3 separate regions of the Homo sapiens genome follow, and all the other regions are linked to region 2. Evidence: read pairs that join two places in POLR2A ChIA-PET (ENCODE). Cell type or tissue: GM12878. All regions are shown on one strand. Each heading gives the region's core, and the rest is flanking DNA. Links, peaks and the distances in the headings are about the cores only.

Region 1 (8,112 bases), core at 1,367-6,366, 57 kb after region 2:
CATCACGATCTTGCCTGTCTACCCATTCTCACCCTCTAGCATGTGTTCTCCATAGAGCCTACCCCACTGCCTTGCAATGAGAGTACCTGTCCCTTCCACCAGCCTAACAACCCCTGGTGCCGAATAGATGTTTAACAAATGTTTCTTGTACGATGAATTAAGGCACCATTAAAAGCATCCTATCTTTTAAATGTAAAATAAAGGACTTCTCAAATTTCCACTAGGAACTTAACACAAAGGGATTGAGGAAGATAACTGTTTTTTTCTTTCCTTTTTTTGTTGAGATGGAGTCTCAATCACTCTGTCGCCTAGGCTGGAGTACAGCAGCATGATCTCAGCTCACTGCAACCTCCACCTCCCGTATTCAAGTGATTCTCCTGCCTCAGCCTCCTGAGTAGCTGTGATTACAGGTGTGTGCCACCGCGCCTGGCTAATTTTTGTATTTTTAGTGGAGATGGGGTTTTGCCATGTTGGCCAGGCTGGTCTCGAATTCCTGACTTCAAGTAAGATACCCACTTTGGCCTCCCAAAGTGCGGGGATTACAGGCGTGAGCCACCATGCTCAGCCTGAGGAAGATAATTGATATTTACTGAACATCTATGATATGTCAGGAACTATGATAAATGGCTTATATAAATTATTTGGGGCCAGGCATGGTGGCTCATGCCTATAATCCCAGCAGTTTGGGAGGCCAAGGTGGGGGCATCACTTGAGCCCAGGGGTTCAAGATCAGCCTGGGTAATATAGGAAGACTTCATCTCTACAAAAAATTAAAAAATTAGGCGAGCATGGTGGCAAGTGCCTATAGTCCCAGTTACTTGGGAGGCTGAGGTGAGAAGATCACTTGAGCCCAGGAGGTGGAGGTTGCAGTGAGCTGAAATTGTGCCACTGCTCTACGGCCTGGGTGATAGAGGAAGACTCTGTCTCAAAAAGAAAAAAAAAAATTGGTTCAGAACACTATCATTTTAAAAACAAACCCAAGGGAGTATAGAAAAGCAAGGGGGAAGAGCCTTTAAACCATAAGAATTTACTCGGCCTCTAGGGAATTAAGGAACACCCAAGGGAACAATCAGTCTTGAAATCAGATGACTTTACATTTTTATCAGTTTAGAATAAAGGTTAGGAACAACATGAGCAAATCGAGTCTGATCTTCCATCTCTCAAGCCAGGCGTGGTGGCTCACACCTGTAATCCCAGCTACTCAGGAGGCCGAGGCAGGAGAATCGATTGAACCTAGGAGGCAGAGGTTGCAGTGAGCCGAGATCGGGCCACTGCACTCCAGCCTGGACGACAGAGCGAGACTCTATCTCAAAAGAAAAACAATAACAACAAAAATACAAAACAACAACAACAACAAAGAAATAGGGAACAGTATGCAGTTACGTAAACTCTTAGCCAAAGCAGAATGTTGTTACCCGTGAGTACCAAGGATCACTTTTTTTTTAAAGCAATACTTTTTTTTCTATCTTAAACTGTTACCAAAAGCCCCCAATAAAGACATACCACGTGTACAACTAGTGTATCTGGTTTAACATTATCTATTCCAAGAGACCCAGATGGTTCCAAGCAAATATAGCTGGGTGCTGAAAACAAAGCTTCACCCATAGATCGAAATTAAGTTACTAGAAAATTCAGTCTTTCCAGTGTCCTTCATTCCCGAGGACGTTCCTTAATATGTTTCATATTTCATTTCAATAATTTACTCTAGTTTTGACATCCCAACCAAGGTGATGTTGAGTTCATAACAAACCCAATCTCATGATAGATTTCTGAACCTTTGTAGGAATGATAATAAAATGTTTCAGCACCAAATGGTCAATTATTTGGTTTTACCCCTGAGTATCTCTTCCATGATGGCATTTTGCTGATGCTTTTCAACATCTATTTATTATCATCTGATCGGCATAGCTAAAGATAATTAAAATTACTCTAGATAATGGTTTGCATAGTCCAAAGGTATTTATGACCATGTCTTTACAGGACTGGGAACAAGATGAAACATTTTCAGATGAAGCTCCATGAAGTTTATATTTAACAAATTTATGTACCAAATGGCCATAAAAATCTGATGGAATATAAACAGGCCTTCAATAGGTATTAGTGGAGAAATAGGATTTAAATGTGATTTAATAGCTTAATATTATTCATAGAGAATCGCCATCAGTCTCAGAAGATCAAGTGCAGAATTTGGTGGGCAACAGCTGACACACTGCATGGTTAAAAAGCAGAGCCCTGTGTACAAGTAGGGGAGCAGATGGAAGCAATGATTTCAGCGCATCAAAAGGCAGAAATTGCTTTGAAATCATGTCCATTGGAAATCATTAACTTCTTTTCTGTAAGCTCAGCTCCTATTATCCCCTTGCCCCACATTAAAAAAAAAAAAAAACTAAAATACTAGCTGAGACTTTGTCCTTGAAGGTGTATCAGATAGATGGCATCCAGGGATTTTTAGTAAGAAATCCATTTTATAAAGATGATGGCTCTGGATGTCCAAGGGGAAGAAGATTCAATGGTTCCCTTTTCAGAGTTCTATCAAGTCATTTGCATTATTAGGAAGCCAGCCAGTGCCCTGGAAAAAGTTAACAAACAACCTTCCAGGCCTGAACAACTGAATAGCTTATTATTCAATGACTTGACTTTGGCAGAATTCAGTTCAGTGTTCACATTTGATATGCAAACACTATTCAGTACTGAAATGCACTCATGATGTACATCTCAATATCCTATGCAAAAGGAGATATCATGCTGAATTAATTCATTGATTCTAAGATGCCACCAACTATACCACCGAAAAAGAAAAAATGCTGCCACTTGTAATTGTAACATGCCATCAACTCTAATATGCGTTTCATTTGTAAAGTTGTTAAAACATGAAAAACAATGGCCGTGTTAAAACATGCTGAATGTCTAAAATGTGTACAAAGCTCTATTCTGTGCACTTTTCAGGCTTAACACATTTAATCCTCACAAGTACCCTATGAGTGGGAACTATCATGATACTCATTTGACAGGGGCACACGGAAGTGAAGTAACATGACTTAACTAGCTGCTAAGGAGTTGACTTGGGATTCAAAGACACCTGGTTTGACTCTAGTGCCTACAGTCTTCATCCTGTCTCCATTCTGCCACGGTTCTGTTGATGATTAACTGGGAACAACAGCATAGATGGCTCTCACCTCTTGGAACAGAGCTGTGCCAAGCAGGATCCCTTACAGATGAGTAAAACCCAAGGAAGGACTGTGTCTGAAACCAGAATCCCCAACCTCCAAGCAGGAGGCCACAAGGCAGAGGGTCTGCTGCTTGCACCAGTAACCACTCCTTTCTCCACTTTGAAAAAGTGAACTCAAAAGTCCCTGGAGACGTGACTTATCAACTCATGTCTGAGGATGCCTCTGGGTGGTGAAAAAGGAATAGGGACTGCAGACTTCAGAAACGTGAGAACTTGGACTCCCCAAGTTACACTGACTTCCCCATTTGTGGATCTCCAAGAGTCCACTCTGAAGTGGTTCCCATGAGGTATAACTGAAGTGAAAGAGAAAAGAGAACTATGGTTTATGAAGCATTTGACATGCAGCATCTCACTGCATCCTCTCAATTCTCTCTGAAGTGGGTGCCATTTTCCCCTTTACACAGCTGGGGAAGTTCAGAACAGCGAAGTCCCGTTATCACTTGGCTGCAGAGCCCTGCTTTGGACCCTATTTGGTCGAAGGCTGGTGATTTCTCTGATTCTAGTACAGAATCCTACTAACTGGGCCTGACCAGCTGCTAGCTTTTGGCAGATTCCTCAAGTGTTCTCCACCAAAATGCTCCACGACCCAAGATTGCTGTCCATCCTCTGTCATGAGCAATCCACCCACCAAGGCACCATCCACTGGACTCAACAAACATAAACACAAAGCTCTAGGTAAATAAACAGCAAAGCTGTGCCTTATTTTTTTTAAGTGACGTACACTGTATTCCCACAGTAATTATGAGGGGGAAAAGGAGCCAAACATTTGGGAAACAACTGCAGAGCCAGTGACTGAGGCTAACAGTGGATCACAAAGAATTAAAGAGGTTTGAGTTTCATGGAACAGAAGACTCAGATGAATATTTTCTTTTTCAAAACTCAAAAGATCAATATCAAGAATATAAAAAATCATATAAAAAACATGGCTCACGCCTGTAATCTCAGCACTTTAGAAGGTCAAGGAGGGCAGATTGCTTGAGCCCAGGAGTTTGAGACCAGCCTGGCCAACACGGTGAAACCTCGTCTCTACTAAAAATGTAAAAATTAGCATAGTGTGGTGGCATGCACCTATAATCCCAGCTACTTGGGAGGCTGAGGCAGGAGAGTCGCTTGAACCCTGGAGGCAGAGGTTCAGTGAGCCAAGATCACACCACTGCACTCCAGCCTGGGTGACAAAGGGTGACTCCATCTAAAAAAGAAAACAAAACAAAAAATCAAAAAGCCAAAAAACAGCCACTACCCACCAGTCAAACATATGTAATTATTTTGTCATATTTGATTCCGATTCTGTCCCTACTTAAAAAAAAAAAAAAGAGAAAATTTCACACTTATAGTTGAAATCCCTTCCTCTTCCACACCTGGCTGACAGCTATCATAAATTTATTGTGAACTTAGTCCACATTTTAAAATAAACTTTGTATTTTATGTAACATATAAATGCATCTGCATCCATAAATAAGATATTCTTAAATGATTTTAATGGTTTCCATGGTCAGGTTTGTAAACACTTTTGGAATTTATTTTTGAATATGGAGTGAGGTAGGGATCCATTCTTTTCTTTCTTTTTTTCTTGAGACAGGGTCTTTCTCTGTTGCCCAGATGGAAGTGTAGTAGCGCCATCATGACTCACTGCAGTTTTGACCTCCCAGGCTCAAGTGATCCTCCTGCCTCAGTCTCACAAGTAGCTGGAGCTACAGGCCTACATCACCATGCCTGGCTAATTATTTTTATTGTTTGCAGAGATGGGGTCTAGCTATGTTGCCCAGGCTGGCCTTGAACTCCTGGACTCAAGTGATCCTCTTGCCTTGGCCTCCCAAAGTGCTGGGATTACAGGCATGAGCCACTGTGTCCAGCCTATTATTTTAGTTTTCCCTATGAAATGTCAACTCACTTAATGTCATTTACTGAGAAAGTTATCTTTCCTTCCCACTGATTGGAGACACATTATCTATTATGTATCAAATTCACATGATCAGCTTACGTTTATTTCTATCTTTGTGCAAATACCACATTCTTTCATATGATTTTGTTATCAGATATGATGAACTTCGCCTCCTTGTTCTTTGTTCAAAATTTGTCTCAGCTATCTTTTGACTTTTATTTTTCCATCTGATTTTACAATTTATGACAATCCTGTTGAGATGTTGATTGGAATTACATTTAATTTGGAGACTGATTTAGGAAATCACTTATTTCTTTACAGTATTTAGTCTTTTGCTCCATGCACATGGAGTATTTATAATTTGTTCAGGTCTTTGTTAGGTCCTTTGATAATAATTTCGTCTAGAAAAGTTAGATTTGTTCTTGGGTACCTTAATGTTATGTTGCTATTGATGATGGGATTAATATTTTCTAATTATTACTCATATATGGAATATCATTGATATTTGTAAGTTGATCTGATAGCCAGTAACCCTTCTGAACATAATCATTTTGCTATCATTTTAACTATTTAGTATTCTATTTAAGATAATTTGTAAATTCTCTTAGGTTTTCAGTTTAGACACACTGTCTGCCTATAACAAAATTCTTTTATCTTTAGTTACATTCCTTATACCATTTTTTGCTCTTTCAATTTTAATTTTAAAAAATCATTGCGCTGGGTGTGGTGACTCACTCCTATAATGCCAGCACTTTGGGAGGCTGGGGTGGGAGGATCATTCGAGCCCAGGAGTTCAAGACCAGCATGGGCAACACAGCGAGATGCCCATCTCTACAAAAAAAAAAAAAAAATTAGCTGGGCATGGTGATGTGCTCCTGTAGTCCCAGCTACTAAGAAGGCTGAGGTGGGAGGATTGCTTCAGCCCAGGAGGTTGAGGCTGCAGTACGCCGTGATGGTGCCACTGCACTCCAGCCTGGGTGACACAGCAAGACCCTGTCTCCCAAAAAAATTTTTAAATCAATAAATAATTGTGACTTTAAATCTTAATATAATGTCAAACATGTCAAAAAATTGCAAGAATATAAAAAAAATCAAGAAATATCAGAAAATCCCTGAACACCCTTTACCCAGATTCTCCAGCCGTTAACATTTGCTTCTTTTGCTTTGTCTTTCACATTTGAGAAAACATTGCAGATATGTCCCTTGACCTCTAGATATTTCAGGGTGAATTTCCTAAGAATAAAGACAGTCTCTCACCTGATTACAAAACAACGATCAAAATTAGGAAGTTTAACATTGATATAATACTATTATCTAATCCTCAGTCCCTACTTAAATTTTGCCGATTACCCAGTAATATCCTTTGGGCTCTTTTTCTCCAGTTTAGGTTCCAGTCCAGGATCATACTGCATTTAGTAGTCTCATCTCTTTAGTCTTCTTTAATCTAAAATAATTCATCAGCCTTTCTTTGTCTTTCATGACCTCAACAATTTTGGAGAGTACAGGCCAGCTATTTTATAGAATCCCATCAATCTGAGTTTGTGTAAAGTTTCCTTATGATTAGATTTAGCTTATGGGTTTTTTGTTTGTTTGTTTGTTTGTTTGTTTTTGACAAGAACACTAAAGAGGTGATGCGTCTTTTTCAGCACATCATATCATTTCTGATGCTAGTTTGTTCCAGGATTGATAACGTTACAGACATTTGGTTAAGGTGGTATACACCAGGTATGTCTATTGTAAAATTCTTTCTTTCTTTCTTTCTTTTTTTTTTTTTGAGACAGAGTTTCGCTCTTGTTGCCCAGGCTGGAGTGCAATGGCACATTCTTGGCTCAGTGCAACCTCCATCTCCCAGGTTCAAGTGATTCTCCTGCCTCAGCCTCCCCAGTAGCTGGGATTACAGGTGCCCACCACCACGCCCGGCTAATCTTTTTGTATTTTTAGTAGAGATGGGGTTTCACCGTGGTCTCCAACTCCTGACCTCAGGTGATCCACCCACCTCGGCCTGCTAAAGTGCTGGGATTACAGGTGTGAGCCACTGTGCCTGGCTGTCTATTGTAAAATTATTTCTATTTCCATTTTCCATTAGTAAGTCACTTGCAGAGAAATACTCTTAGTCCATGTAAATATCCTGTTCCTCATCAAACTTTTCACATACTAGTTTTAGCATTCAATGATGTTTACTACTAAATCAATTACTATTATGATAGTTGCAAATGGTGATTTTCTTCTACAGGTAGGCCCTAGGGTTGTGTATTTGCTCAAACTTAAATTACACAAAAAATAGTTTCAGTAGTATTAGCCCATACTACAGTAAGAAACAAACTTATTACTTAGAATTCAGTATTTGTTTACAATTCTTATTGTCTTCCGACTGAGGATACATAGTCAGAGTGCTGTGTAATTGAGAATTCCTTGGGAAAGGTCTTTTTCTCTCCTTTTCAGTGTGGCTATTTTATTTCTTTTAAAATACAGTTAGGTTCATTTATTTCGTTTTAATTCTATTTTAGTATCTTCCACCCCACCAACCCCCTGCCTAATCCCTGTTGATTTGGTTTCATTATTTTTGAGTGGGGAAAACATTAACATGATTTCAAAAGTTGAATGATTCAAAAAGGTATACTCCCAGAGGTAGTGCTTCTCTCACCATCTCTACCCCGTTTCCACACACCCCCACTGTAGGTAGCCAATCTCATTATTTTCTGGTTTGTCCTCTCTGCATGTCTTTTTTTTCCTGTTCTTCCTTTCCTTTCCTTTCCTTTTGAGACAGAGTCTCACTCTGTCACCCAGGCTGGAGTGCAGTGGTATGATCTCAGCTCACTGCAACCTCCACCTCCTGGGTTCAAGAGATTCTCCTGCTTCAGCCTCCCGAGTAGCTGGGATTACAGGCATGTGCCATGACGTCTGGCTATTTTTTATATTTTTAGTAGAGATGGGGTTTCACCATGTTGGCCAGGCTGGTCTCGAACTCCTGAACTCAGATGATCCACCTACTTTGGCTTCC
Region 2 (8,112 bases), core at 1,213-6,212:
CTCCTCCAAAGAAAGGCAGTGGGAATGTCCCAGGGGCTGTAGGATTACTATGAGTTTATTGTTATCCTGTAGTCAAATGTACAGAAAAATGCTGATCATCTCAAATAAAAAATATGACTGCCCAACAGCATGCAGGTTTCCTTGTGTGAGTGAAAGCCTGGGTGGGCATTTCCATTTTCTGGAAGCTGTCACATGCCAGTGTCCGTAAGTATGGTGGTTGGAGGAATTGCGAGAGAAGGGTTCTTGTTCTGTGGGATGTTATGACTGGGTTCTGGGTCCAGGTGAACCGACAGTCTTCAGTGCTCAGTACCAATGTCTTTCCCCCTTTCTCTTATGTTTCAGAGGCAGGAACACTCTGTTCCAAGTGGACGAAAGCAGAGAGCAGAGCAGATTGTCCCTGTCATGGGCCGCTCCCTTAGGCGATTTCACCTGGGGGCCTCTGGAACCTCGTGGTCCCAGCCAAGCAGGGGGCCCTCCTTGAACGGTGCATGTACTGGGCAGCCACCTCCCAATGGCAGGATGGGTGAGCCTCAAAGTCCGGCAGCCTTCACGCATCTTAAAGGTGACTTACAAGCTCTCCTTGTGAAGGGCTGAAAGGCATACAGAGGCATACGCTGTCCTTTCCTTCCAGTAATCTTCCAAGCCAGGGCAGGGCTCTCTTCCTCCCTGGTTCAAGTTCAAGAAATCCTACATTAACTCAGGGCTAAATTTTACCTGGTTGAAATGGTCATTCATTGGGAGAGGAATGAAAATGAGATCTGCAACACCTTGGAGGCTTCAGGAAAAGTTCCGTAATGCAGAGAAAGAAATCTAACATGTGATATGTGTTTTTCATTCGTACCTATTTAGGGTGGAGGGTTGGTTCCACTAGTCTATTCGTTTCCTGCTGTATCAAGTATCACAGACAACAACAACAACAACAAAAAGATAATCACACACTGGTGGCTTAAACATCAGAAATTTATTGTTTCACAGTACTGGAGGCTAGAAGCCCCAAATCGAGGTGTCATCAGGACTGGTCCTTCCAAGGGCTGTGAGGAGGAATCTGTTTCATGCCTTTCCCCTGGGCGTTCCTTGGCATGTAGAAGCATCACTGGAGTGAAGTCATCACATTCTCACTGCATCTTCATATCGTCTTCCCTCTGTGCTTGTCTGTCTGTGTGTCCAAATTCCCCCCAACCTTTTTTTTCTTTTAGACAGAGTCTTGCTGTGTCACCCAGGCTGGAGTGCAGTGGTGCCATCCAACCTCCACCTCCTGGGTTCAAGCAATGCTCCTGCCTCAGCCTCCCGAGTAGCTGGGACTACAGGCGCCCACCACCACTCCTGGCTAATTTTTGTATTTTTAGTAGAGATGGGGTTTCACCATGTTGGCCTGGCTGGTCTTGAACTCCTGACCTCAAGAGATCCGCCTGCGTTGACCTCCCAAAGTGCTGGGACCATAGGCGTGAGCCACTGCACTCAGCTCCAAATTTCTCCTTTTTATAAGGACACCCATCATACTGGATTAGGGTCCCCCTAATGATCTCACTTCAACTTGATTACCTTTGTAAAGACCCTATCCCAAGTAAGTTCACATTCTGGGGGTTAGGACGTCAACCTAGCTTTCTGGGGGGACACAAACCCATAACATGAGTCAGAGAGGTTTTTACAAGGCAAGTCTTCTAGGTTCCGCGGTCACTCTTCCAGCTCACTCATGTGGTCACGGAGCACCGAACCCCAGTAGTGGCATCTGGCTCCGCTGGGGGATGTGGAACTTCTCTGCAAGCGATGCTCTTGCCTCAAGGGCCCTGCCCAGCTCCTCTCGGCCCGGCAGCTGGCTGGTGGGGAACGCGTGGGGCTGCAAGTTCTTCTAGCCAGGGTTTTATAAATTCATCCACAATGAGATCTCTGGCTCCGGATGCTACCGATTCTCTCCAGGCTTGGCAGATGGCAAATTGGACCCTTGTAGTTAAAGCCCATCTGTATCGAGGGGGTTGAGCTGGTGCCAGGGCTGTTTCCCTGGGGCCAGATGGACTTCGGCACATCTTTAGAAGGCGTCCACTCTATAGGATCAGCCACACCTGCAGGCCTCATCCATCTCGCACTGGGACAAGGCAGAGCAAAGGGCTTGTTTGAGCAGCCCGTGTAAAACTGCGTCCTCGTTTTGGATAGAATCAGTCTCCCACCTGGAAGGTGCAAGGAGAAGCCCACAGGAGAGCTTGGTCCAGCTGGGGCTGAGCTTGCATCTTGGAGGCAATCTTATTAGCTGACGTTCACTGAGATATGAAGTCTCCATGATTAATTACACTCTCAATTTGAACCACAAAGGGCAATAGCCAACAGGGGCTTGCCCTGTTAATTGAAATGAGAAGTTTTTGATAAATGCTAAATGAAAAAAGGCTAAGCAGGAACTCCAGCCAGGAATTGCTACATTATGTAACTATAACCCTCAGCCCTAAAATAGGGATGGATGAACAACACATATCACATGTCAGATTTTTTTCTCTCCATCCTGGAACTTCTCCTGAAGACTCCAAGGTGTTGCAGATCTCATTCTCATTCCCCTCCAATGAAAGTAAAGTTTAGCCCTGAATTAATGTAGGATTCCTTGAACTTGAATCTTAAGAGGGATACACATAAAACCAAGGAGCTTTCAAAGCAGCTAGTCCCCAAAGACCACTTATTAAGTGACCCTATTCATATGAAATGCCCAGAAAAGGGAAATCTATGGAGACAGAAAGTAGATCAGTGTGGTTGCTGAGGCTTGGGAGATGGGTGAGGGGAGAGGGTAGGGAGATGATAGCTAAAACATATGAGGTTTCTTTGTGGGGTGATGAAAATGTTTTACATTTGATTGTGGTGAGGTAAACATGTGATTATAGTAAAATCCACTGAACTATACATTCAAAATGGCTGAATTGTATGGTATGTGATCTATATCTCAATAAAGCTGTTTTTTTGGGTTTTTTTTTTAGACGGAGTCTCATTCTGTCACCTGGGCTAGAGAGCAATGGTGCAATCTCGGCTCACTGCAACCACCACGTCCCAAGTTCCAGCAATTCTCCTGTCTCAGCCTCCCAAGTAGCTGGGATTACAAGCACGTGCCAGCACACCCGGCTGATTTTTGTATTTTTAGTAGAGATGGGGTTTCGCCATGTTGGCCAGGCTGGTCTCAAGCTCCTGACCTCAGGTGATCCACCCGCCTTGGCCTCCAAAAGTGCTGGGATTACAGTGGTGAGCTATTGTGCCCAGCCAATAAAGCTGTTTTTTAAAAAAGAGACAAAACTAAGGAGCTTTCAGAATGTGCTGGAGAACTGACCTAAAACTTGACTTAAAAGGTCAACTGCTATGCATCAACTTAAAAAAAAACAAACCAAAACCCTAAATGCAAATCATGCCAGAAGCAGTCAATTCTTGCTTTGTTAGCAGTTAATACCTAAAGTGCTATTTTTAAAGCATTTGCTCTTGGCACTAGAATGCACCGCAAACCCTGAGCGGTTTGTGTTTTTTCTCTGCAAAATGACTCTCTTAAAGGAGTTTGACTCATAAGGTGCATCTGATGTGTAGAAAGGCACTGAAAGGCAGCTGTGGCAAGGGGAATGTTTCTGTTTTGTACCCTTCTCAGTTATAGTTCAGTGCCACAAACACTTGAAACTCATTGCTTTAAGAAGAGGGACGAGGCAAATGAGAAATTTGAGCACATCACACAAAACAATGTAATAGTCCATGGTTTTGGCCAGGCGCCGTGGCTCACACCTGTAATCCCAACACTTTGGGAGGCCAAGGAGGGCGGATCTTTTGAGGTCAGGAGTTGGAGATCAGCCTGACCAACATGGTGAAACCCCGTCTCTACTAAAAATCCAAAAAATTTAGCCAGGCATGGTGGCGCATGCCTGTAGTCCCAGCTACTCAGGAGGCTGAGGCAGGAGAATCGCTTAAACCCGAGAGGCAGAGGTTGCAGTGAGCTGAGATCGCACCACTGCACTCCAGCCTGGGAGACAGAGCAAGGTTCCATCTCAAAAAAAAAAAAAAAAAAAAAAAAAGCCTATGGTTTCTAGCCCCCAGGATGCCTTTTAGGAACTGGGGAGAAGATGAAAGCAAATGAGAACTTGCAAGAGAGGTGGCCAGAGGAAAGTCAAGGAAGGAAGCTGGGAAAAATCACCCTAGGAGCTAACGTTTTCAAGTGCTTGCTCCGTACCAGAGTCTGTGTCAGGCACTTCAGATTCGCTTTCTCATTTCATCCTTGTGATGTAATACAAAATAGATTTGGTTTTTGTCACTGCTTCCTAAGACAATGCTCCAAAAACTCCTGGAATTTCCTGAGTGATGGGGGTGACTTTTGGGATGCATAACAAGCTCCTTCAGATCACATACACAGGTGAGGGGCCCTAGATGGCCTCAAGATGGCTCTGGTCACCAGAAACACCAGGTGATTAGGGGGTTAGAACTTTCAGCCCCATCCACTGACCTCTAGGGAGGGAGGGGGTGCTGGGATTGAGCTCCATAAACGCTTAAACACACTGACCTGCTGGGAGGATGGCACACCCAGAGGGGGCACGGAAGCCCCAAGTCCCCACCCCCCAATACCTCACCTGATGCCTCTCTCCCATTTACCTGCTGCTGAGTCATATCCTTGATAATAAACTGGTAAATCTAAGTAAATGTTTTCCTGAGTTCTGTGAGCCTTTCTAGCAAATTATTGAGCCTGAGGAAGGAGTCGTGGAGACCCCAGATTAAAAAAAAAATTTTTTTTAGTAAAAAAAATAGAGATGGAGTCTCACTCTGTTGGCCAGGCTAGTCTCGAACTCCTGGCCTCAAGTGATCCACCTGCCTTGGCCTCCCAAAGTGCTGGGATTGTAGGAATGAGCCACTGTGCCCGGCCTATAGCCTGTCAGTGAGAAGTGGGGCAGCTTTGTGGGACTGGGATCTGATGCTAACTCCAGATAGACAGTGTCTAATTGAATTGAATTGTTGGACACATAGCTGGTGCTGGAGAATTGAACTGGTTGGAGACACAGAAAACACCCCAGAATTCTCATAAGCAAGCTACTAAAAGTAGCCCACTATTACCTGCATTTTCAATAATGCCCAAGGGGATGCCCCCGTGCTATTCCCAAGCTCACACTCCCATGGTTCCATCTCAGCCCTAGCCATGGGCTCCTTCAAAAACTCCTTTAGAAATTTCCAGATGGGCAGCAGGTGCAATCTCTACGTTCCTCTGCAAGCTTTTGGGGACACTTATTAGTATCACCCAAGTCTTGCAGGATGGCAGCATTGAGGGTGGGCCTGCAAGTTCCCGGCTCAGCAAACAGTCAACTATTTTTTGTGTGTGTGTCAGGGTCTCACTCTGTCACCCAGGCTGGAGTGCAGTGGTGCAATCATGGCTCACTGCAGCCTTGAACTCTTAGGCTCAAGCAATCCTCCCACCTCAGCTTCCTGAGTAGCTAAGACCACAGGCATGTGCCACTGGGCCCAGCTAATTTTTAAAAATATTTTGTAGATGGGCTGTTGCTATATTGTCTGGGCTGGTCTCAAACTCCTGGCCTCAAGTGATCCTCCCGCCTTGGCCTCCCAAAGTGCTGGGATTAGAGCCACTGCACTGGGCCTATAGCCAGCTTTTTTTTGCAGATGCCCCAGCTACTGTAGTTGATTCTCTCAGAATACTACTCCTGTCACATGGGATTGGGGTGAGGCAAGAAGTATACTCCCAATGACTACAAACTCCCCTCCTTCATCTCCACATAGGGCCTAGGGAAGGGGAAGATAGGGGCAACCAGAGCTGTGGGAAGAGGGTCATCTGGGCCACTGGTGATTAGCAGCTGCCTGGTGAATGTGGAGTCCCAATTCCTCTTTGTCCCCAGCTTTGGGCCTGGTTCCCAGTTCCAGAGCAACAAGAGCTGTCTCCCTAACATCCTGTTGCAGAACACTAACCTGTTCCGTTTGGCAATATGAGTATAGTTCAAGGTAACCTCTAATCAAAAGCAATAAGGTCATTCAAGGGCACACTGGAGAGGACCCCACCTTAATACATGAGACAGTGAGAGGCCAAGAACCCAGCTCCTCCCATAAAGGGAGCTTATTAGAACCTGGCTCGGTTTGCAGCCTTTGAACTTGAGGCTGTTCTCCACTCTGATTTTAGCAGTGCTCTTTAGACGAAGGCTATGGGGAGGCATTAACAGCCTGCATTCCTACCGAGGATCTACAATTTGGCCTAGAGATAGCTTAAGTTTATTAAATCAAAAGCTGATAATAGGCTGACAAATATCTCGATGAGTTGCAGCATGCCAACAGTGATCAGCACCAGATTAACTGTCCCTAAGTCTAGCTTGCTCCTTGTGTACTGTATTATTTTGGGAAATTTAGGCCTCCAACTTGTCGAACAGAAACCAGGGTAGAGATGTTCAATAAGCCAATCAGTCTGTAATTTGAAGACAATAAAATATTTCCACTTTTAGATTTCAAACTTATTTGAGCTTCAGAACTCATTTTGTTTCTCCAAATGCACTTTTGGAATCCCAGTATATAAAGCAGGTAAAAGTGATGAGTGGATTCTTCAGGCTGTTTCTCCCTTCACTGTTTGATACAATGTATTTCACTGTTTACCATGCCCGGGAGCACCTTGTGGGGTCCTCAGATCTGTGGAGCAGAACTGAGAGATGAACTGAGGAGGCTTTGAAGTGAGAGAACACATGCCCTGCCCCCAGGTTTGAATTTCAGCTCCAGTAACTACTGTGTGAACCTGGGCAAGTTATTTAACTCTAAGACTATCGTGTGGATGCTAAAGTGAGAAAAGGAATATTTCTGAATTAGGGTCTGTAGATGGGTTCTTTGGTGACTAATGGCTTTTTTTTTTCTTTTTAAAAATAGCTTCCTGGGCTGGGTGTGGTGGCTCACACCTGTCATCTTTGGGAGGCTGAGGCGGGCAGATGGTTAGAGCTGAGGAGCTCGAGACCAGCCTGGGAAACCTAACATGGTGAAACCCCGTCTCTACAAAAAAAAAAAAAAAAAAAAAAAAAAAAACCCAAAATTAGCTGGGTGTGATGGTGTGCACCTGTAGTCCCAGCTACTTAGGGGGCCAAGGCAGGAGAATGGCTTAAACCCAGGAGGTCAAGACAGCAGTGGGTCGTGATGGTGCCACTGCACTCCAGCCTGGGCAACAAAGTGAGACCTTGTGTAAAAGAAAAAAAATAATAAAAGGTTTCTATTCTCTAATGGAGGATGGCTAGTTTTTAGTTTTTGGTTTTTTTTACAGACCCAAGCTGCTTTTGGCCAATCCACTATGTTCTGGAATGTTTGTAAAGAGGAAACTTCTCCCCAAAGATGAGGAGTGGAATTCTATCACATCAGGTAACCAACCGTCTCAAAGGCCCTTCTTTTTCTACATACCAGTCTTTCCCTAAGATCATTTAGTCACTGAGACTCGGGGTTGGGAAGATATATTTAAGAAGGGAACTATTTCTTAGAGTGATTTCCAAAGACAACAGTTGTTTGTACGTCTAGCTTTACCTGAAGGAATCTTACTTGGTGTAGGGGAAGCATAATCTTTGGGGTAGGACACTTTGGGGTTTGAATCCAGGCTTCCTGAAACTTCCAGCCAGTTACTTAGACTCTCTAAGCCTCAGTTTCCTTATCTATAAAATGGAGACAATGTTGGCTGGGTGCAGTGGTGGCTCGTACTTGTAATCCCAGCACTTTGGGAGGCTGAGGCAGGTGGACCACTTGAGCCCATGAGTTTGAGACCAGCCTAGGCAACACTGCAAGATCCCCATCACGACACACCCACACACACACACCCACACACACAAATAGCTGGTGTGGTGGCATGTGCTGGTAGTCAGGAGGCTGTGGTAGGAGGATCGCTTGAGCCTGGAGGGGTGGAGGTTGCGGTGAGCCGTGGTTGCATCACTGCACTCCAGCTTGGGCGACAGTGAGACTCTAAATGGTGGAATTTATTTTTCTCAAAAGTTAGTTCCATACCTTCTAAAACCAGGTTTAGCAATTTTGTGAGAAATTTTCGTTGAAAATTCTAAGGCCCAAGCTAATGAGCTAGTAATTATAAGTCTTTCTCTGGGCCTCTTAATAATAAAAGATGAAGACAAGCACCTTAATAACACTTATTCTTTCTTGGGTATT
Region 3 (6,736 bases), core at 91-5,090, 76 kb after region 2:
TAAATTTATTTTTAATTTTTAAAACATAAATTTATTTTTAAAGTAAAATAAAAAAAATTTTTAAATTTATTTTAAATTTTAAATTTTATTTTTAATTTTTAAATTTTATTATTTTTTATTGTTTTGAGACAGGGTCTTGCTCTGTCGCCCAGGCTGGAGTGCAGTGGTGTGGTCTCGGCTCACTGCAACCTCCACCTCCCAGGTTCAAGTGATTCTCATGCCTTAGCCTTCCGTGTAGCCCGGCTAATTTTTGTATTTTTAGTAGAGATAGGGTTTCTCCATGTTAGCCAGGCTGGTCTCGAACTCCTGAGCTCAAAAGATCTGCCCACCTTGGCCTCCCATAGTGCTGGGATTACAGATTACAGGCGCCCGGCCTTCTTTTTATTTTTATTTTTGAGACAGAGTCTTACTTTGTCACCCAGGCTGGGGTGCAGTGGTGCAGTCACAGCTCACTGTAACCTTGACCTATGGGCTCAAGCGATCCTCCCACCTCAGCCTCCCAGGTAGCTGGGACTACAGCTATAGGTGTGTGACACCATGCCTGGCGGATTTTTAAAATTTTTTTGGTAAAGGCAAGGGTCTCTCTCTGTTGCCCAGGCTGGTCTCAAATTCCCGGCCTTATGCGATTCTCCCGCCTCGGCCTCCCAAAGTGCTGGGATTACAGCCATGAGCCACTGCATCCGGGCGAGACCTGGCTTTTAATATGTAATTTGGATAAGTCATTTAACTTCTCTGAACCCCAACAGAGTTAAAACAGGAGTAATAATTATTACCTAAGAGCAACACTGTGAGGGTTAAATATTAATAAAATGATGTTTTAAAAATGTATAATACTGGGCAGCAAGAATGCATTCAGCAGACAGCATCCATGGGTAGAAACTGAACCAGAAAAGGCAGCCCCTGTCTTTGTCTTTGTCCACACGAGGGACAGAAACCCCAAATGCAACCCAGCCCTACAGCCCCAGTCTCGCTGAGTCAAGTCCTATGCATTCAGTAGATGTGAAGGGTTAAGGTGGCTTAAGAAGAGAATTTTGATGGATGTTGGTGTAACCACGCTCTAGCTAGCCCTAAGCTGGGCATTAACTTTCTTGGCCACCAGAGATGGGATTGACGGCTAATGGGCAAAATGACCCAGCACCTGCATTGGGATCTGTGGGTGTTGGGGAAACCAGACTTGGCCTGATAGCATCACAGTCCCAAGAGGCTGGATCCCTTATACATGATTCCAGTACTCACATACTGTCTATACCAGACACTGCTACAAATGCTCTGATGCTCTCACTCATTTATTCCTGGCAACAATCCCGTGAAGGAGGTACTATTACCATCCCCCCCTGCTTTAAAGATGAGGAGATGGAGGTGCAGAGAGGGTAAGTAAATGGCCTACAGTCTCATGCAGCCAGGTGGCCAGGTCTCAGTGTCCATACTCTTCACCATACTGAGTGGTTCTCAAAGAGGAGTTTCTGGACCAGCTCCAGCAGCCCAGAATTGTTAGAAATGCAAATACTTGGCCAGGCACGGTGGCTCATGCCTGTAATCCCAGCACTTTGGGAGACCAAGGCAGGCATATCACCTGAGGTCAGGGGTTTGAGACCAGCCTGGCCACCATGGCGAAACCCCGTCTTTACTAAAAATACAAGAATTAGCCAGGTGTAGTGGTGTACCCCTGTAATTCCAGCTACTTGGGAGGCTGAGGCACGAGAATCGCTTGAACCTGGGACGTGGAGGTTGCAGTGAGCTGAGATCATGCCATTGCACTCCAGTCTGGGCAACAGAGTGAGACTCAGTCTCAAAAAAAAAAAAAAAGGAAAGAAAGAAAGAAGGAAGGAAAGAAAGAAAGAAAGAAGGAAGGAAGGAAGGAAGGAAAGAAAGAAAGAAAGAAAGAAAGAAGGAAAGAAAGAAAAGAAAGAAAGAAAGAAAGGCAAATTCTTCAGCAGACCAACTAAATCAGAAACTCTGGAGGTGGGGTTCAGCAATCTGTTTACCAAGCCCTCCAGTGTATGCTGAGGCATGCTCAACCTGGAAAACCACCTGGCTATAGCACACACATGCTTCAGCCGCACAATGACCACGCTCCCCTTTCAGCCCAGCTGAGACCCCTGGTGGCACCTGCACGAGAAGACAGAGGCCTGGGACGTGCCATCGATAATTCTCCTGACATCACATGCCAGGACGCGTTCAGCACGCATCTGTCTTAATCTGAGTGAAACAAGGGATCTGAACCGTGACTAAGGAAACACGGAAACAATCAATCCCAGTAATTGCCTTTATGGAGAACAAGGCCCTGCGATTATTCATTAACACCCTCTCTGCTGTCTCCTCTCAAACTTCTCACTCCATAACCGCTGCCCTTATATCCGGGTTCAGGTAGCACCAAGGAGCAGCTGCTCATCTCAAATGAAGACGCTGGAGGACTCAGAGCCCCAAAGCAGACATGAGAACGTGGGGGGATGCCCTGGCTGAGACCCTCTTAGACACGACAAGCCTTTAGGTAAATCGATTTTGTATTTTTTATCCCATAATTCATATGAGAGTCAAACCAAGGAGTGGGGAGAGTACAGAGTTGTGGAGCGTGGGTGTGGGTCTCGGTGCACCAGAGTGGAACACTGTGAGGAGTTTTTACCCACTGAACCTCTAAACCACTTAGCTAGCCCAACACATGAATTTTAGCATTTGCGTATTAAACCCAATTATGAAATGCAAAACTCCCATGCAAATTAGCAGATGTTGTTATTTTTGAGTGGGGACTTTGGTTATTTTCATATCAGAATGGCAACCTTGCCACGAGGCTAGGAGTAGTGCACCTGGCTTCAGCAGGGTGGCCAGAGAACAGCTCCTGGTAACTCCAAGCGGGTCAGTACTTTCTCCTTCGGCAGGTGGTTGGGGCTGATAATCCCCTTGGGATGTCTGATGACTCGTTCTCAGAGTCCTGGGGTGTGCGGGTGTCTTGAGTTAAAATCAGAATTATCTGTGGCTCTGGGCTTCTTCAGTGCCGTCACTGAAATCTCTCAGGGGTGATGTCCATGTTAAGATAACCTTCTGCCTCCCCCATGCAGGCTGGTTTCTCCAAAAATCCAGCCCACTAATCCTAGCGGAAGCTTAGCTTTAAAGCAAGGTCTTTTATTTCTTCCTGATTGGCTCCCTGTTATATCTCATCCACTGATCTATCCTACATCCCTTACCCTCTCAAGGTCCCTTGCCTGGCTTCACCCTTTCTCCCCTCTCCCTTGCAGCTGATCACTTTGAGTCATAGTTTAATGAGGACATGAACTGCATGATAGAAACACTGACACATCCCTTTCCTCCATTACAAATCTGCTTATTTCTTTACGTTTCTTATTCTTTGTGAATCCGAGAAAGATATATCCTCCTCTTTTTCAGTGGAGAAATAATATAATGAAAAGCACTGAGACATCAGAGCCAGCTGACTTGGGCTCAAATCCAAGATGTATCAACCTGGGCAAGTTATTTTACTGTTCTCAGCCCCAGTTGCCCCAGGTGGAGAATGGGGACAATCCTTTTCCGCTCTGTAGGAGTGTTCAGAAGATCAATGAGATCACACAGCTAAACCCCAGCACAGTGACTGGCACATAGTAGGTGCACAGTACAAATTATTTGTAAGCTCTTCTCTGGAACCTTGTTTCATTGATTATTTGCATCTTTTCCCTGCTTCCTTCCCACAGCCTAAAAATATAATGAAAAGAGACACAGTCTTAAAAAATAAATAAGCACAAAGTTCCCTTGATCCTATTTCTTCCCCCATCTATAATCAATTCCGTATCTCTTTCTGTCTTCATAAAAAAACTTATTAAAAGAGTAGTCAGTAGCCGGGCATGGTGGCTCATGCCTGTAATCCCAGCACTTTGGGAGGCCGAGGTGTGTGGATCACCTGAGGTCAGGAGTTCAAGACCAGGCTGGCCAATGGTGAGACCCCCATCTCTACAAAAATACAAGAATTAACTGGGCATGATGGCAGATGCCTGTAATCCCAGCTACTCGGGAGGCTGAGCGGGAAGAATCGCTTGAACCCGGGAGGCGGGGGTTGTAGTGAGCTGAGGTTGCGCCACTGCACTCCAGCCTGGGCGACAGAGCAAGCCTCCATCTCAAAAAAAAAAAAAAAAAAAAAAAAGAGTATTCAGTTTCAGTGCTTCCTGTCTCTACTTTTTCCACCTCCCACCTGATCATCAAAGGATTTCCAAAGCAGCATCACTCTTCCATTTGCACCCTGGAGACCTCTCTACACTGCAATATGACTGAGCAACTCCTCCATCCTGAGCAGCAGTTCACCCTTTCCTCCCTCCTCCACTCCTTCCCTACAGGAGATCCCTCAGGTCCTACCCTACCTACAGCCTCTTTTCTTGATCCAAACCCTCTCCCCTGGTGATCTCATCTGCTTCTGACTTTTCATGATTTTTTTCTTTTTTGGCAGATGCCTCCCAAATCAACATCGCAAATTCCAACTCCTCTCACATTTCCAGGTGCCCACTGGCCATCCCCAACAAAGACCCTACAGGTTCATCAAACTTGAAAGGTCCAGAATGAACGCGAATGTTCTCCCTGACTGTACTGGTACTCTAGAATTATCGTAGCCAATTCCACAAACTGCGTGGCTTAAAACAGCAGCAATTTATTCTCTCACAGTTCTGGAGGCCAGAAGCCTGAAACCAAGGTGTTGGCAGAGCCATACTACCTCTGAAGACTCTGGGAGAGAATCTGTCCTTGTCTCTTCCAGCTGTTGGTGGCACCGGGAGTGGGTGCATCACTCCAGTCTCTGCCTCCGTCTTTACATCCCCTTCTTCCCTCTGGGTCTCTGTGCTCTCTTCTCTTCTTACAAGGACAAAAGTCATTGGATTTGGACCCACCCTAAATCTAGGTAGGTCCACTCCCCCTTCCCTGGAAAACTTCCTGCTGTCAGGTCTTTTTTTTTTTTTTTGGCCATGGTACTCTCAGCCCGAAATTTCTTTCCTAAATCTTACTCAAAGACCATCTCAAGTACCACTTCGGAATGATTATCCCATGCATGCTGGCAGCATTCTGTTTGTCCCTTTATCACAGCGCGTATCTCCTTTGTCACCATTACCATTAGCTATCTGTGTCCCAGGCTCACCAACCATGTGGTAAGCTCACACTCTAACAGGAGGGTGCCCCCCTAATACCAGCACCACTAGGAATGGTGGTCATCAAAGTCACCCCCCTTCTTCTTTACCCCCCCCCCCCGCTTTACCCAGCTTCTTCAGGTGTTAAAGCATCTCCTTTAGTTTAGGTTTGCTCAAATAATGCTTTCTGTAACTAAGACTTTTGCTTCCACTAGGAATATACCATCTAACCTAGTCATTCTCAATGTCAATGGGGAGACGGGAACCCCACTTTCCAACCCTGGACTTTTTCTCAAAATATGCGCTGTTCCCTAAAGATCCTGATAAATGTCCTTGGGTGGAGGGATTCTATATCACCGAGGGATCTGTCAGGAGTGTGGGGGTGGAAAAAACGTTGGGAACCCTGATGTAACCACACCTGAACTTGCTCCAAGAAGAGAGACACTAGGGTCGTCAGCCATTGGCTAAAACAGAAAAAGATGTCTAAGGGCTGCTGAAGCATCCCGTGCTCTCTAAGGAACAGTCATTTGGAAATGCTGAATGTCTAAAGTCCCATTTGGCCCACAGCATATGAAGGAAAGACTGAAAAACCCACGGCAGACAGAATTCTGAGATGGCCTCCAGAGTCCCAGCCACTGGTGCACACATCCTGTGTAATCCTTCCCTTCGGGTGTGAGCAGAACCTGGGGATATGATGGGCTGTCACTCCCCTGGTTGCCCCCCAGAACCTTCAGAGGGAGCACAGCTTTTGATTGATAGCAAAAAGACAAGACAGTCAGTCACTCCTGAGAGTGTATACAAGACTTCACTTTAGAAAAAGCAGAGATTCTTTTGTTGGCTTTGAAGTTGTGAGATAGCCACGTGGATAGGACCCAAGAGAGGTCTACTGGGAACTGAGAGTGACAGCCGGAGAAGAACCAGCTAGAAAACGCGACCTTCGTCCTTCAACCACAAGGAATGAATCCTGCCAACCACCAGTGAGCGTGGAAGAGGACCCTGCATTTCTGGTGAAACTAGAACCTTGGTTGATGCCTTGATTTCTACCTGGTGAGTTGCCTGAGCCAAGGACCCAGCTAGCCTGGGTTCCAACTCCTGACCCATGGAAACTGCAAGATAACAAACTTGTGTTATTTTTCTTCTCTTCTCTTTTCTTTTCTTTTTTGAGACAGAGCCTCATTCTGTTGCCCAGGCTTGAATGCAGTATAGCTCAGCTCGCCGCAGCCTTGACCTCCTGGGCTTAAGCAATCCTCCCGCCTCAGCCTCCTGAACAGCTGGGATCACAGGCATGCACCACCACACCCAGCTAATTTTTTTTACTTTTAGTAGAGATGAGCTCTCACTGTGTTGCCCAGGTTGGTCTCAAACTCCTGAGCTCAAGCGATCCTCCAACCTCAGCCTCCTAAAGTGCTGGTATTATAGGCATGAGCCATTGCACCCAGCCACTTGTGTTGTTTTAAGTTGCTAAATTTGTGGGAGATTTGCTACACAGCAAGAGAAAACCAACACAACACTCAGCCTGCTGGCTGCCTTCTTCCAAATCACCCATCTGGTTTTCATCTGAGTAAAGCATCACCGACTCTGAGGTTCAAGCAAGTGCAAGGGAAGGGGGAATTGGTGCTTTTTCTGACTTATTAGTTCCA

Evidence for each region. ChIA-PET counts read pairs that join two places held together with the same protein. Peaks named below come from ENCODE experiments on the same cell type or tissue, not always from the same donor. Only the 100,000 strongest peaks of a DNase experiment are listed, where the experiment ranks them.
Region 1: POLR2A ChIA-PET joins it to region 2 with 13 read pairs; 5 of 35 experiments call an interaction of 5 or more read pairs at or near these places.
Region 3: POLR2A ChIA-PET joins it to region 2 with 22 read pairs; 5 of 35 experiments call an interaction of 5 or more read pairs at or near these places.

The regions. Positions count from the first base shown.
Region 1 is chr17:67,589,727-67,597,838 of GRCh38, reverse strand. The region is part of intron 5 of PITPNC1 (phosphatidylinositol transfer protein cytoplasmic 1); the gene reads right to left. Among named protein-coding and RNA genes, the nearest start is that of MIR548D2, 120 kb to the right of the region's middle. In GM12878, for the core only: no CTCF peak of the experiment used is centred there; a DNase peak (open chromatin) is centred at 3,468; H3K27ac peaks cover 2,411 bases.
Region 2 is chr17:67,646,352-67,654,463 of GRCh38, reverse strand. The region is part of intron 6 of PITPNC1 (phosphatidylinositol transfer protein cytoplasmic 1); the gene reads right to left. Among named protein-coding and RNA genes, the nearest start is that of NOL11, 68 kb to the left of the region's middle. RefSeq lists enhancers at 2,945-3,024, 3,705-3,864. In GM12878, for the core only: no CTCF peak of the experiment used is centred there; a DNase peak (open chromatin) is centred at 3,513; H3K4me3 peaks cover 1,235 bases; H3K27ac peaks cover 4,270 bases.
Region 3 is chr17:67,570,950-67,577,685 of GRCh38, reverse strand. All of the region lies in intron 4 of PITPNC1 (phosphatidylinositol transfer protein cytoplasmic 1), which reads right to left. LOC124904045 (a long non-coding RNA gene) reads left to right here and starts at 2,341. Exons shown (of 3, transcript XR_007065879.1): 1 at 2,341-2,491. In GM12878, for the core only: a CTCF peak has its summit at 2,090 (motif pointing left); DNase peaks (open chromatin) are centred at 2,165, 2,765 and 3,180; H3K4me3 peaks cover 2,326 bases; H3K27ac peaks cover 4,979 bases.